2 separate regions of the Homo sapiens genome follow, and region 1 is linked to region 2. A link is a loop called in an ENCODE intact Hi-C map of the cell type or tissue named here. Cell type or tissue: breast epithelium. All regions are shown on one strand.

What was found. Peaks named below come from ENCODE experiments on the same cell type or tissue, not always from the same donor. Only the 100,000 strongest peaks of a DNase experiment are listed, where the experiment ranks them.
Region 1: it touches region 2 in a loop (4-fold over the local background); 6 of 110 quality-filtered maps call a loop at or near these places.

The regions. Positions count from the first base shown.
Region 1 is chr6:168,631,457-168,639,456 of GRCh38, reverse strand. The region is part of intron 9 of SMOC2 (SPARC related modular calcium binding 2); the gene reads right to left. Among named protein-coding and RNA genes, the nearest start is that of SMOC2, 190 kb to the right of the region's middle. In breast epithelium, no CTCF peak of the experiment used is centred here; no DNase peak of the experiment used is centred here; H3K4me3 peaks cover 322 bases; H3K27ac peaks cover 431 bases.
Region 2 is chr6:168,873,542-168,881,541 of GRCh38, reverse strand. No RefSeq gene overlaps it. Among named protein-coding and RNA genes, the nearest start is that of LINC01615, 290 kb to the left of the region's middle. In breast epithelium, no CTCF peak of the experiment used is centred here; a DNase peak (open chromatin) is centred at 3,661; H3K27me3 peaks cover 635 bases.

The DNA.
Region 1 (8,000 bases), 240 kb after region 2:
CTATCCTACTCAGGTATCAAAATAGCACATGCCTCAAAAACATGTACAACGGTCATATTTCAATTAAAACTTTTTAAAAAGCATTTCCCTCATTGATTTTTCTTTTTCGTAAACTATGGAATGAAAACAAGTTTGCAGTAGTAGTCTTGGCAGAATCTGAGCAACAGAAGGTCGGGTCCTACAGAAACAGAAGGTCTGGCTACATTTTGGAAGTAACTTTAAGCAAGGATTTTCTTTACATCTACACATGCCACCCAGAGCCAAAACGGGGGGCTCCAATGACGATTCAATGACTGAGACGCCAGAGTATGGCTGCATCTGAACAAAGGACGCTCAGTGCTGACAATTTCAGCCTCTGAAACATTGCTAGGATGTCGGAACCAAGCCTGTGGAATCCTATGGTCTGTTTGTTTTAAATTTGCTTTTTTCCATCTAGATTTGTAACGAAGCCAGGTCTACACACAATAAATGCATATGACACAAACAGGCAGGAATCATTTTCTCCTCTCGGGGCTCATGCACTACGGACGGAGCAGCTGGGCACTGGAGATTTTCTCCTTTTAAAAGTGCATTTGTTTCTTCCTTACGTCAGCTCAGCCCTCTGTCTAACTATGAATTCTTTTCCTGGCTTGAATCTCAAATGGAACGAGGAGCAGGAGCACAGCGCTTCTGATTCCACAGTTGCTCCTGTGCTGGAGACTCCACTGGATTTCCAGGCCCTACACCTGTCAGCCGCCCACCCCAGGCCCCCAGCCCGGGGCACCTTCGCAGTCTTTTCAGTTAGGAAGGGCTGGGAGCAAGACTCCACTCCGCGGGAATTCCGGCTGTCCCTCCTGATGGGCCTTCCCAGCCTCCTCCTCCTCCCCAGCTGAGCTCCTCTCTGAGCGGGAGCCCTGTGTGCTCTGCCCACCCTCTCGCTGAAAGCATTCCCTCCAGACCCCGCTTCCAGCAGCTCTGCGGCTAAAACCCACCTCCCACCAAGTAGAACTAAAGATAACAGTAAAACAGGGCTGCTTTCCTACCCCGTCACGAGAAACATGAAGGAAGACATGTTTGCTTAGTGTCTAACTTAATGACACTTGCTCTTAAAGTTATGTTCCCAACCTAACAAAATGGAGTTGACTCAGGTTCTCATGGTGTGAAGTAGGTTCTTAGTGGTGAAAACCAAAGTCAAAAGAGTCTGTCTTTACGCTTTCTATTTTTGGACATAATAATAACAATAACAACATTATTTAAAGAGAGCATTATTTATCTGGGGACTAAAGTCTGTGGCCCAATCAGCTGAACGGTGTCCCATGAACTGTGCCAGGGCAGGGGCTGGCCAGCGAGTGTGTGGGTGTGCAGGGAGAGGAAATGCTTCCTGGGCAGGGCAGGGGCAGGGCAGGGTGGGGCAGGGGCAGGGCAGGGACTGGCCAGGGAGTGCGCAGATGTGCAGGGAGAGGGAATCCTTCCCTGGGCGCTGCAGGGTGGGGCAGGGGCGGGGCAGGGGCACGCCTGGCTCCCGCTCAGCATCCAGCTCCAGCTCAGCATCCAGCTCCAGCTCAGCATACAGCACGCCCTGGGAAACACATTGACACCTGAGGCCTCCGTAGGCCCAGCTTCCCCTTCCCCGTAGGGAAGGGGAGGAAGAGGCTGCTCCTGAATTGCAAGCAGCACAAACAGACAGGAATCCTTCTCTCCTCTCAAGGTCTCAGGCACTGGTTTTGCAGTTTTGTTTGGAAGAAGCAGTTTTTAAATGGAGGTAAATGTCATGGTCTTTCACAAATTATACGTAACTTAGGAATTAGATGAATCAGTGGACTCTATGAAATGTTACAAGCCTGGTGGAGGCCGGCAACAGAAATGTTCCTCGCAAAGGAAAACGCAAACATTCGGCAGCTCAGCTGTATGCTTCTCCAGGATCCTCTAGCAAGTCGACACCCACAAAACTGGGCAGCATTTGTTTCTTAAAAGTATTGTGATAGAATTGGGTAAGAAGACGCAAGGAGTAGAAAAGCATATTCCATTAAATGAAACAACCTCCTTGCTGCTGTCACAATAAGGTGATGAGCATGCAGGACTTCAGCTGTCCTGTGGACGCCACAACTCACTTCCAGGTCCAGGAAACTGCAGAAACAGTGATGACCTTCCCCACAAACACAGTCCTGCTCCCAAGAAGGCCGCGGCCACCCTGGCACACAGGCGTCATCTGGGTTTGTTAATGGACCACACCCAGCTTCACACTGCATGGTTTTCATTCACACTTTCTTTTTCAGACATGGTTAATATGCTATTGTTTTTATTCCCAACATGCTGGCTTTCAAACTACTCAGTGTTAGACCCTCTGGTCCAACTACCTCAGTTAGAAAGATCAAAAAAGTGAAAAAATAAACAAACTCCATTTCCTCGTGTCCCTCACATCTACGTCTGGATTGAGTTGACTTGAGTGGATGCACAGAGAGGACTTGGAATGAGTGAGGGAGGCGGGAGGAGGGAGGAAAGCAGGAGGGAGGAGGGAGGAAAGAGGAGGGAAGAGGGAGGTGGGGAGGGGGGAGGAGGGAGGAGGGATGCGGGCAGGAGGGAGGTGGGAGGAGGGAGGCGGGAGGAGGGAGGCGGGAGGAGGGAGGCAGGAGGCATATTCCCCACTGATGGCCAGGGCCAGGCATGTGTGCCCTCAGGGGCAGCTGCAACACCAGCCTCGGCCACCAGCTCTCTTTAGGGTGAGCAGCAAGCAGTTCTCACGCAGCAGTCACAGCAAGGTGAGCCAATTCCTGATCTCAGGATCACAGTGACAGAGAGATACCTTTGTCTGCAGTAGCCCAGCAGCAGCTTTGACCGCTATCACTTTCTGTCCTTCCAACAATGTTGTGAGTGTGTACTCCTTCGTGGGGAGTCCCCGTGTGCCTGAAATAACTACAGAGGTTTCTAGCTCTACTGTCTGGTACATGTTTAAATATAGAAGCCTATCCAAAACAACATTATTAAGCATGTGATCAGCTAATCATGTCACTGACCTCAACACTGGCATCTACAACCAACACATATTATCAGGAAATAAAGTGCATACATTTAGGAGAAGGCTGATTGCAAGTGTTCACATTGTACTATATGGCTCCTGATGGGAAGACCCATCCTAAGAAGCAGGCTCTGAGACATTAGAGTCTGTCTATGTTGTTCTTAGTGCACTGTGCTGGCATGATGAGCTGGTGTGACCACCTGTGCCGAGCACCATGCCACTCATCCTTAACCGAATGCAGCTGATAAATGACTCCCAGGAATGAGGACACCTGCATTAGAACCACTGAATCACATACTGGGTTGAAAACTTTCACGGCAGAAGTCTTTGCAGGAGACAGCAGCTCTGAGTGCAGACACTTCTCACAGGCTGGGGGCTGTCCTCATCAGTCACACAACAGACATGCTATTCCTCCTTCATTGCCAGATTTCAATTTTATGTAAAATTGCTTTCAAATTAGGAGGATATAAATTAATTAGTGAGCAAAATGTTTATTTTTATAAGCTTCCTGGAATGATCTGAAGTGAGAGTCCTATAGAAGTCTCACCAAGAAAACTATTTGTTAAACCAGTAAACTTTTTTTTTTTTTTTGAGACAGAGTCTTGTTCTGTTGCCCAGGCTGGAGTGCAGTGGTGCGATCTCAGCTCACTGCAAGCTCTGCCTCCCGGGTTCAAGCAGTTCTCATGCCTCAGCCTCCCAAGTAGCTGGGATTACAGGCACCCGCCACCACGCCCGGCTAATTTTTGTATTTTTAGTAGAGACGGGGTTTCACTGTGTTGACCAGGCTAGTCTCAAACTCTTGGCCTCAAGTGATCTACCCACCTCGGCCTCCCAAAATGCTGGGATTACAGGCGTGAGCCACCATGCCCAGCCCCAGTAAACTTTTGACTCAGCAAGATTTATGCTTTCAAAGCGACCTTTAGACAGATGAACCTAAAAAATACTTTCCTCCAAAAATAAAGTGTTTCTTAAACATAAAAGCTAATTAAAATAGACATGAAATAAAAATGCTGGCAGGGAGGCTTCAGTGGCCCCACGCGGGGCCACGGGACCCCTGAAAGAGCTGCCCCCACAGAATGGAATGATCTGAGGGTTTATTTTTTCCCTGCGCTCTTTATTTCCTCTTGGGATTCTGCATTAGCACCAGCTTAGTACATGTTAAACCTCCACAGCTAGATGATAAACTGCTCGATGTCCGGCGTACGTCTGGTGAACACCCTTTATCCTGCCTTTTAAATTATTTATCACCTAGAGTAGGAACCACAGTTAGAGTGTAATAAAACTCTTGATGGATTTTGACCAACCCCATAAAATAGCTCTGAAGTTTGAAATAAGAGAGAACTCGTGAAGTGCTCACGAGGCGTGAGAAGGCTCTTCCTGGGGATCTGTTTATTGACCCTTTCAGCAAGGCTGTGTTCTACATCCTGTGGCATCAGGAGTCACTTAAGCATCCTTGAAGACATGCAGGCTGCTAACTCATTGTTTAAATGAGCATCTGAAAACTGGCCTCTGAAAGTAATGTATTCCTTGAGCCAAATATAATATAGCCCATTTTATGAAACCACAATAAAGTCATGTTGAAATAATGCTTAGAAAGTAACTAAAAGCCACACACATTTTTTAAAGTCAAAGGAAATCAGAAATCAGGCTGAGAGCTCCCAAATGTTTGCTGTCCCTGTATTCACACAGAGAAACAGTGTCTACGATGGCCCATTTCTGTAACTGGAAAACATTTAAATAACACAGCTTCTCCTATAGGAAACTCTCCAAAATAATTATGTTGCTCAGATGTCTGCCAAGTTCTGGTCTTGTAGCCTAGCGCTTGGAAAACCAGCTGCACTATGCAAAAGTTTTAGCTCCCATCTCAATTGCTGGACTTCTCTCTCAGGACCATGAACTTTTAATATTCTGAAACAACGTTCTCTTCAGTGAGGGTTGTTTGCGGTGTTCATTTCAGACTCGAATTGGGCATGAAGTGGTAGGATCCTGAGACCTATGACCCACTCTTAAATCTATTGACCACCTGGGGAGAATATCCCCATAAGAAGGTTATAAATATGCTCATTTTAATTACAGCCAACCCTTGATGCACAATTATCGCATGCAATAAGTCCTGTGCCATGCAAAGTTACAGACACGGTCTCATCCAAATCTCACAATAACCCAACAATCTCAGGACTTAGTATCATTCTTTTTTCCTAATGAGTAAACAGAGGCTCAGCCATGAAGTAGCCAGTTCAATGATAGACTACAGGCTCTAGAAATCCCCTAGCCAGACTGCAAAGCCTGTGTGTATTAGTCCGTTCTCACGCTGCTAAATAAAGACATCCCCAAGACTGGGCAATTTATAAAGGAAAGAGGTTGAATGGACTCACGGTTCCCCATGTCTAGGAAAACCTCAGGAAACTTACAATCATGGCAGAAGGGGAAGCAAACATGTCCTTCTTCACATGGCATCAGGAAGAAGAAGTTCAAAGTGAAGGGGGAATATCCCCTTATAAAACCACCAGATCTCTTGAGAACTCACTCACTATCATGAGAAGAGCAGTGTAGGGGTAACCACCCCCATGATTAAATTATCTCCCACCAGGTCCCTCTCACGACACATGGGGATTATGGGAACTACAATTCAAGATGAGATTTGGGTGGGGACACAGCCAAACCATAGCACCGTGCCATAACCACATACTCTCTCTATACAAAAACTCAACTTAAACCCAAAATGACAGTGTCTCTGCTCCAAGAACACCCTCCTGCTTTCACACCCTGACCTCTGTTATTTTTTCCCATGCCCTTGGCCCTTCTGTGTCTCCTGCAAGGAGGACTCACTTCTTCTTCTGCCTCAATGACAAGTGGCCAAGCATTGTATTGTGACAGCTTCTGTATTTTTTTTTGTTTGGGGTAATTCTTAAATTATTGAGTTTTTCATATTTTATTTTCCTCTTTCTTTACAATAGTTCAAATCTTTGTGCATGAGAGCCAAGGGCCTATTTCCTTGCAGCTCTGGAGTCCATGTGGCAAAGCCGGTGTGCAGCGAGCCATGTGCAGGGAGCACTTACTTGTCCCTGCCCTCATCTGGGCTCCCCTCCCGCATATCTTGGACCATCTATAGAGCTCTGGGGATTTGTCCACTGAAATTAAGAAATGGGGAAATGCAGATCAGGACCTCTGGGAGGTGGGGCATGTCTGATACAGTTTCTGAAGCTTTCAAATAGCAAAACATTTTACATGTATACATTCCTCAAGGTTCAAATGATTATCTGAATACACCAAATTTTCCGAAGTTTATTTTGCAGATTATCCACCTCCTTACTCATTCCTGGCAGGAGACACAGAGGAGGAAAATGAAGTCATCTCAGCCCTACGTCCTCAAACAGCAGTGCAGATTGGGTTTACCTGGTTTCTCATCAACACTTGACAGAGAGTGAACTCCTGTGGCTTGAAGCTGGAGAGACAGCTGGGGCTTCTGGGAGCTGAGCCAAGGACCCCTGGGGAAGGGGGAAGCCGCTCTGCACCTGCAGACCTGAGAGGAATGGTGGGTGGGACCCAAAAGGCTTCCCCAGGAGCCCCATCTCTGAATAGAGGTCAGCGAATTCACATCTGGTTCAATAGCTTTAGGGAAAAGGCATCAAAAGGATGGGCTGATGACAGTCTCTGGGAGCTTCTGAGGACGAGCCACAGAATTCTGTCCTTAGCCTGCTCCTTTTCCAAAACCAGTTACAATGTTGTGGATGAAGAAGGACATTAACCATCTGTATATCAAACAGAAATTGCATAAACACAAGGATAGCTTATAATAGGCTGGATAGCAAAATTTCAAAAAATCATAGCTCAAAATTATGGTGGCTGCAACATTGAGCCAACATCTACAATATGAAATACAACGAAGCCAAAGTCATGCACCTGGGTTGTGTACGTACTGGAGGTGCAGTGTTTTCAACAATCAGGTAATCACTGATTTGAAACTATTCAGTAAAAAACAGATGCTTAGATAATTTCATCAACTCTCCAGAGTGAAAGCACTTCCTTTGATAAGGGGAGAGTGATTATTTTCATACACGGTTTCTGGTTTTGTACTTTTAAAGGCAATTATCTCACAAAAATTTGTCAAAGATAGCAAAGTTGTTGATTCTTGGCACGACTATGTTCTGATGACTTGTTCTATAATTGCGTATGGCCAAAGTGATCTAATTAAGGAAGCCCCAGCCGTTGAGATGGATGGTTAATATGAATGTCACTTCTGATGTTCCTGAGTTAGGCCATTAAATATTAACCAACTCAACCAACCATTAATCAACCAGGTGACCAAAAACCTCCTGTCATTGACAAAATTTCAGATGAAGATGTTTGTAAGATTTGGGAATTATTATGCAATTTTATATTCACAAAGCATCAGGTCTGGAAATGCTGAGTGAGGGGAACGGAGCTCACGTGTGATGACTGTGATAGGCCTGGATCTTTAGGAATTGCATGTGGAATGCAGGGTCTGCTCGGATCCCTGGTTGAGCAGCCCTGTCCTCCTCCAGATCATCATCATCATGAGCCTGGTCTGGAAGGCTGAGCTTTCAGCCGCTGTGTGCAGGAAATGAACTCTTCACTCTGCTCTTCAGGGAGAATTCCTGAAGAAAGACCTCATGCACCTTCTCACCTGGACACATAATCAAAGGCTGTAATGGGAAACTCCATCCTCCTTAGAAAACATGTAACATGAGGAGGAAATAGGAAAACACAACCAACCAGAAACACGTGCACCAAACCAATGTCTGCATTCCTTCAAGACGAGGAGGAAATATGAAAACACAACCAACCAGAAACAAGCTCACCAAACCAATGTCTGCATTCCTTCAAGAAAAGCTTTTCCCAAGCACGTACTGTTAGTTTTATTAGTTGCCAATCCTTAAGTTTTCATGTCTGCAGCACAGCCCATGTTACCCTCCTAGGAACATCATCTATTCTCCACCTACTCACATCTTTCTCATTGTTAATAAATTAGTTCAAAGCCCAT
Region 2 (8,000 bases):
ATATAAATGAATAAACGGCTGTGTATACATTAGGGTGCAATAGTAATTGTCAGGCTCAATTATAGACTATTCAGGACAATCAGCCAAAAACTAAGCTAGGGAAACACTAATGGCATACAAATATTTTAGGTTCTTCTCTAAAGGAGCTCCTGGATAGCTGGGAAGCCCTTTGACCTTGAGTCTAGTTCCTAAGATCTTGCTAAGCCCTCAGTGGTCACTGAACTCAGTTGGAACAACCCCCTCAATGAGACTGAGCTGCGCTCTGCATGCCCACCGCTGCGATGAACAGTGGATGTTTCACGGAAGAATAAGTGTTTGCTCTCAGGGAGGAAGGAAGCTCATATATACCCTTGGAAATGCAAAAATGAGCCCCCAAACGAGGAAACAGTCAAAACAAACTACCAGCAAATTTTAGGTCATTTAATAGCAAATACAACAGCTATGGGAGCTTAGAGAAGCGCTGAATGTTTGCAGACCACAGAGGAAAATCCAGGCTCCACGTCTCAGCTTCTCTTCCTCAAAGACTGCAGAGATGAGAAACGAATTCCCAAGACAACAGCTCCCTGCTCACCTGCACTCCCCCACATCTGTCTCCTATAACACGCACGCCATTTTTATATTAAAAATGAAAAGAGTAACTTTGACAACAGCCAGCACTTTTGAATGCTAGACACTATCCTAATTTCTTTATACATCCTTAATGTATTCATTTAAATCTTTGACAAAACAATAAACCTATGACATAGGTAATATTGCAGAAACTGAAGCATACGATGATTAATTGTCTTGCCTAAGGTCACCCAGCTCTGCCAAGGCAGAAACCAGTAAGGTTCAACTAGCGATGGCTCTAGAATTTCAGTTGATAAGGAAGGGGCTTCGGGGACACTGCACTGAGGAGCGGAGACCCAACAGACCTGCACAAAACTGAGATGGACTGGATAGCCACGTAGTGTGTAGCAATTTAGATACAATCGAGATGATCTCTGCGGCTGTTATGAATGGAAGGAGCAAAAACGGGAGGCCGTGAAGAGTGTGGAAGGGCAAAAACATCCCGAGCGTCTCCGTGACATCATCTGGTCTCACAGCAACCACCCCACCCTGGAGCGCACTCTCCCAAGCCCTGGGCTACCTTGCTTCCAGTAAGCTCACGAACAAGGAAGTATTTCCAGCACGTCCGCTCACGGAGGCCACTTCTGGAGATCTTTATAGGACCACTCTGCAGAGCACGATGCGACACACCTGGCTTAGCTTCCAGAATGCTGGTGCTCAGGCCGATTTGCAGCTCTGGATATGGAACCTATTCTGGGATGGAGCCTTCTGTTAAACTTAATTTCAAGTATTGGATTCAGCATGAATGTCTTTTGCATTTGCTCCAGAAGTTTACATCGTAGCTAAATATATCTCTAACTCCTGGATATGTGGGTTACCAAAAAATGTTTCAATGCCACAGTTTACCCCAACTGTTAATAATTCACAGACACTGACATGCAGCAGTAATTTAGAATATTTCTTAAATTTTCCATTTATTATAAATTGAACTTCATGCTTATAAATATTGAAAGTGACATTGGTAAGCTATCATGGTACAATTTACTATATTTAGATGTAGTTTGAACAATTAAAACTGTGCTGATCAGCTCAGGGATTTCTGAAACTGTTTTTGGAACTTTGTCAGATTTTGCAACAATTGCCGTCTTAAAAAAATCTCCAATATACATTTGTTTCTTTATTATAGTTCATTAAAATGCATGTTTTAAAGAAGATGCATATTTTTCATTTTAATCTTTGTCTTAACTTTCATGCAGTAGCTTAAGAAAAATAGTACTTGCTGGCTGGGTGTGGTGGCTTACACCTGTAATCCCAGCAGTTTGGGAGGCCGAGGTGGGTGGATCACTTGAGGTAAGGAGTTTGAGACTTTGTCTCTATCAAAAATATAAAAATTAGCTGGGCGTGGTGGCACGTGTCCGTAATCCCAGCCACTCGGGAGGCTGAGGTGGGAGAATCACTTGAACCCGGGAGGCAGAGGTTGCAGTGAGCCAAGATCACCCCATAGCACTCCAGCCTGGGCAGCAGAGCAAGACTCCATCTCCAAAAAGAAAAAAAGAAAAGAAAAACAGTTACTTGCTAAATTGTAACTGCAGGATGAATTATGACTGCGTTCCTGCTGCAGGATGGGCAGGGAGTCCCCACTCCACGCAGGCCTGGCCAAGCAAAACGTGTCCAGTAGGCACAGCAGCCCTGGTAGGGAACCTGCAGGGTCCAAGTTCTCGAAGCCATGGGAGGGGCCTGAGGCTGGCCTGTCTGACTTTCCCACCCGTCTTCTCACTTTCCATCCTCTCTTCCGTCCCCATGATGCTTATCCACAAGTGGCTGGGCCATGTCCTGGAGGTGGAGTGGGGGCAATTCTGACCTGGGGAGGCAGTTCTCACCTGGGTGGGGGGACAGCTTTGACCTGGGGAGTTCTGACCTGGGTGGGGGGCCGTTCTGACCTGGGGGGGGCTGTTCTGACCTGGGGGAGGGGTAGCTCTGACCTGGGTCGGGGGACAGTTCTGACATGGTGGGGCAGTTCTGACCTGGGGGGAGAGTTAACTGGGTGGGGGGACAGCTCTGACTTGGGGAGTTCTGACTTGGGTGGGGGGCAGTTCTGACCTAGGGGGGGCAGTTCTGACCTGGGGGGGGGCCTTTCTGACCTCAGGGGGCAGTTCTGACCAGTGGGGGGTACAGTTTTGACCTGGGGAGGAAGCTCTGACCTGGGGAGTTCTAACCTGGGGCGGGGGCAGCTCTGACCTGGGTGGGGGGGCAGTTCTGACCCGAAGAGGCAGTTCTGACCTGGGGGGACAGTTACCTGGGTGGGGGGACAGCTCTGACTTGGGGAATTCTGACTTGGGTGGGGGGCACTTCTGACCTGGAGAGGCAGTTCTCACCTCGGGGGGCCTTTCTGACCTCGGGGGGCAGTTCTGACCTGGGGAGGCAGCTCTGACCTGGGGAGTTCTGACCTGGGTCGGGGGCAGTTCTGACCTGGGGGGGCCGTTCTGTCCTCAGGGGCAGCTTTGACCTGGGGGGGCCATTCTGACCTGGGGGAGCAGCTCTGACCTGAGGGGACAGTTCTGACCCGGGTAGCTCTGTACCCTCTCATCTTTTCTGTCCCCGAAACATTACTCGGGACAACACCTGGAGAGTTTCACCATTGAGAGATACAGTGTTCCTTCTCGATTGTACTGGAAATAAAATCCTTCCTGAAAGAGAAACACTGTCTAAGTGCTGTGTCAGTTTTATTTGTCACACAGCTGAGTTTGCAGCTTAGTGGAGAGGTTTGCAACTCCACCCCAAGCTGGGTGTGGACATTTCCTTTAGTCCAAGGTGGCTTCGCCTTACGGTTTACTACGTCGGGCACTCACAGCTCAGCAGTGCTTCGCTCACTGTGCGGCCTGACAGGGCTCCTCCCAGTTCACCATCTGCTCCCTCCACTCTCAGACTGCACATTCAGCCCATGTCTTATGCTGGCCTGTGGCAGAGCCCTTAGCAGTTATGGTTTATGGGACCGTTGCTTTCCACAGAACACAGCCAGCATCATATCACAGAGTGAGCCCAGAGCGAGGCTGTGCCACAGCTGTGGGGACACATTCTCCTTGGCTGAGTACCAATGACTCAGCCACCGCCTGCCCTTAAAAGGTTGTTTTCAGATGGCATGTACCTGGAGGGGCCGGTCTCCTGTGAGCTCACGGATCCAATTGACTCTGCCAGCTGCACGTCCACAGGCTGCCTGGCAGAGACTTCCCAGTGCCCACGACCCCCGCAGTGCTGGAGAGCAAAGCCAAGCCCCTCCACGTCCAGCAAGAGGCTGAGCAGAATGAGGTGCGTGGAGACGTTCAGAGATAACGAATGCAGCGATCATCACCATGGTTTGCTCCGTGTCAGTCCCTTTGGAGATGACTTAGTTCCTAAGCTCTCAAGAATACATTTGGATGTACGGGGAAAAAATTCCAGTTAAGGCATGATGTCGAGTTCCCACCCAGTTAGGTATATTTTCTCAGAAAGAAAAGTTGGTAGATTATTTCCTTACTATGGAGAATCTTATCTTAAGTTACTTATTTCACACTTAAGGGGCTATCCAGCCACAGGGGTCAGTCTGTAGCTGTCCCCTCCAGGCAAGCCCAGTGCTTTTTGTAAAGAGAGCATTTTGTGAACTCATTATCCCCAGGCAACACCCTGGGCAGGTGAAAACTTCTGGGCATCTCGGAGGGGAAGTTTCTGCTTGTTCAGCATGGCAAAGCCTGTCTGCCCCTTGAGGAGCAGTTATTGGCTGGCGCTGGTGAGGCGAGGCAAAGGCTGCGGAACCATTGAGAGGAAATTCGTCACTGTCCTGTCCAGCCACTCCCCTCGCTCAGTGATGCCGTGTCTAGGAGGCCCCGTCTCAGGCCCCGACTCGAGCCCACAGGCCTCATGCTGTGCTCATCACACCTGCCCTCTATCTCCAAGATGGCAGCGCCCTCCACCCGCCAGGCCTCCCTCTGTCCTCTTGCACTGTCGTTCCCAGGCCAACATCTCACGGCCAGATTCCTTATAAAAAGCAGACGTTTAGCTCCCCTGGCAGACGGTTCTCCCCTCTTTAAAACCATCCCGTATTGAGTGCACACCATGTCATGAAAATTGCCTTTCAATGTACTCTGAGGTACTTCAACAATCACAACTCCCTCAACTCTGCATCCCCTTCTGGTAACTTAGAGTCTATGACTGTCCTCTCCCAGGCACGCCTGCAGAGTCTCTTCTAGGCTTCTGCCCTATTTAGCTTTCCTCAGAGTCTCACTAAAGGACCAGCTCCTGGCATCTGCAGGATTCACCCCATCCTTGTCTAACTCCCCATTTTTCCTCTGGGCCCTGGCCCCGTGCTCCCATCCACGGCGAGCCTCATGGAGCTTGTGTCCCGAGTTCCGCGAGCACACGCGTGTAGCCTTTACCGCCCCACACTGTCGCACACACACCGCACCACGGGGGAGCTACAGGTCCAGTTACAACCTCAGCAGGAGCAGGGCTTCTGGGTTCTTCCTGCACAGAGGCGAGTTACCCACGCAGCAAACCTTTCCTCGGTAATTGACGGTTCGTTTGTTCCCTGTGAGAATTCCAACACGGACCATGGTACAATCCACACGTGTGAAGAGAGATGTCCCTCACAACCACACGTGTGTGAACACATCACACAGCTCTAAAGGCTGCAGGTTTCTACGGAGGTCTAACAGGCACAGTAGATGTGTGTTCTTCTAGGGGAGTTCATCTTTAATCATCAGGGAAGGGTCCTGAATACCACAGACAGAACAGGTGATTCCAGGACATTCGGAGGTGTGATGCCGGGAATCCAAGCCCAGGCGATGTGACTCCTGGGGTTGCTCAGAGGAAGTGAGGTTTGTGGCACTGCACCGTCGGGCTTCGGTGAAAGGTGTTAATGGCCAGGGCGCTTTCATACAATCTGCACGGCCCACTCCTGCTTCCTTGAAGCCTCTGTAGCTGTCACTTTCTTCAAGAGACAATGAGCCCTGCCCAGATGGAAGATCCAGTGTCGACAGCACAGAGCCTGCCCCAGGCCACCCCAGCACCTCCTAACACGCTCCGTCACCACTGTTCACAGAGCTGCCCCTGGCCCACCCCAGCACCTCCTAACACGCTCCGTCACCACTGTTCACAGAGCTGCCCCAATACACCCCAGCACCTCCTAACACGCTCCATCACCATTGTTCACAGAGCTGCCCCTGGTACACCCCAGCACCTCCTAACACGCTCCGTCACCATTGTTCACAGAGCTGCCCGATACACCCCAGCACCTCCTAACATGCTGTCACCACTGTTCACAGAGCTGCCCCGATACACCCCAGCACCTCCTAACACGCTCCGTCACCACTGTTCACAGAGCTGCCCCAATACACCCCAGCACCTCCTAACACGCTCCATCACCATTGTTCACAGAGCTGCCCCTGGTACACCCCAGCACCTCCTGACACGCTCCATCACCACTGTTCACAGAGCTGCCCGATACACCCCAGCACCTCCTAACACGCTCCATCACCATTGTTCACAGAGCTGCCCCGGCCCACCCCAGCACCTCCTAACACACTCCGTCACCACTGTTCACAGAGCTGCCCCTGGTCCACCCCAGCACCTCCTAACATGCTCCATCACCATTGTTCACAGAGCTGCCCCTGATACACGCCAGCACCTCCTAACATGCTGTCACCACTGTTGACTGTGCCTGTAGCTGACCACTGGCTGCATGAGCAGAAGGGCTGGCCCCCACACTGGCTAGTTCAGGAGTGACTCTCGGGACCATGGCTGTGCTGCTGGCCCTCCATCCTCTACCCCTGCTCATTGAAGAGCCACTGAGCCTTAAATGAATTTAAAGGGTTTTCAAGGATCATTTTAAATATTAACAATATCCCATTATTTGCAGACTTTGGTTATGCACAGGTACATATGTGCATGTGTGTACATAGCAACTGTCCCTGTATACACACATGCTCACGTTAGTATACGTATGCATGTGTGTACCTAGTGACTCGCCTGTATACATGCATGCTCGTATTAGTACATACATCACATGGGTACATAGCAACTCGCCTATATACACACATGCTCACGTTAGGACATGCACTGTGTGTACATGACGACTAGCCTGTATACTGTATGCTCATGTTAGGACATATACACGTGTGTACATAGCAACTTACCTGTATACACACATGCTCACGGTAGCAGTTGAGCTACTCGGTCTGTTGTCTCTGTCCTTTCCAGAGTGGTGTTTAGTTACTTTGATTTCTTCCATTACTGTGATTATCTGTGTTATCTGTGATTCAAAGATCTAAATGTGAAAAAGCAAATCTGTAATACAAAGAAATAGAAAATATTTTATTACCTCTGTATTTAGGAAATCAAAGCTAAAAGCTAAAACTCAGACTGGAATAACCCTCACGTCCTTTAGAGCCGTAATTTGAATACATTTGCCCTAACATAAAGTAAAAATCACACAAGACCACACTGTAAGTTTTTCTTCACAAAGACCCCCCAGAAGCGGGAGGGGGATGCAGCAGGCAGGCCTTTGTCCTTGAGGGGGATGAGGCTGGCTCTTCCCTCTTCCATCTAAAGAGGGCCCCGCACCCCCTTCTGCAGCCTCCCCAGCATGACGGTCCCATAGCAGCCATGGAGCCACAAAACTGCAGTGCGGGAGTGTGAAGCCTCGTAGAACCCACCTGAGAGATGGGCCTCTGTGGAGAACTCCTTGGTGGTAGCAAAAAACACAAGAATAACAATTCTAGTTCCCTACAAATCAGCCGGTTCAGAGCTGTCCCTCAAAATCCTGGCCGTCTCAGTGTTAAAGAAGTGCGACCTCTCTCCGCCCTGGGTGGCGCCATCCAGACAAGGTGGGGCAGATAGTGCCCTCTCTCCCCTCTGTCTCCCACTCTCTGTCTCTCCTTCCCTCTTTCTCCAAGCCCAGCGGATCCATTTCTCCTCCCGGCTGTGATCATGACAAGCGTCCCCGTTTCTTCCTTCTACCCCTGAGCCCCCCCTTCTTAAACTTGACCCACGTTGACCTCCACACCATTACGTCTGAATGGGTCGCCTGCAACTCATTAAAATCCACGACTGCAGCACAGATGAAAGATGAAGCGGATTAACCGGGGGCTCCGATGTATCCGTGAGATTGACTCTTCGCTGTAGGCAATGGAATCTTTTCTCTTTTTCTTAACAATCAATCAAGAGTGAATTAAACAGAAGGGTTTCCGAAGACGCTCATTATCTCCATTCCTCGAAACAGCCCCTCCCCATTGCTCCAGCCTCTGCCCCTCACAAGCCGGCTGTGCCATCCCTGCGTGTGGGCCTGCACTGGGCCATTCATTTTTCCTCGCCCCTGGGAAGAGTGGCGACCACCACTTCTTGGCGACGACTATGGGGTCCTCCCCGTGGGCACAATCAGGAGTTGGCAATGCCCCATACCCGAGGCCCTTTCATGTCAA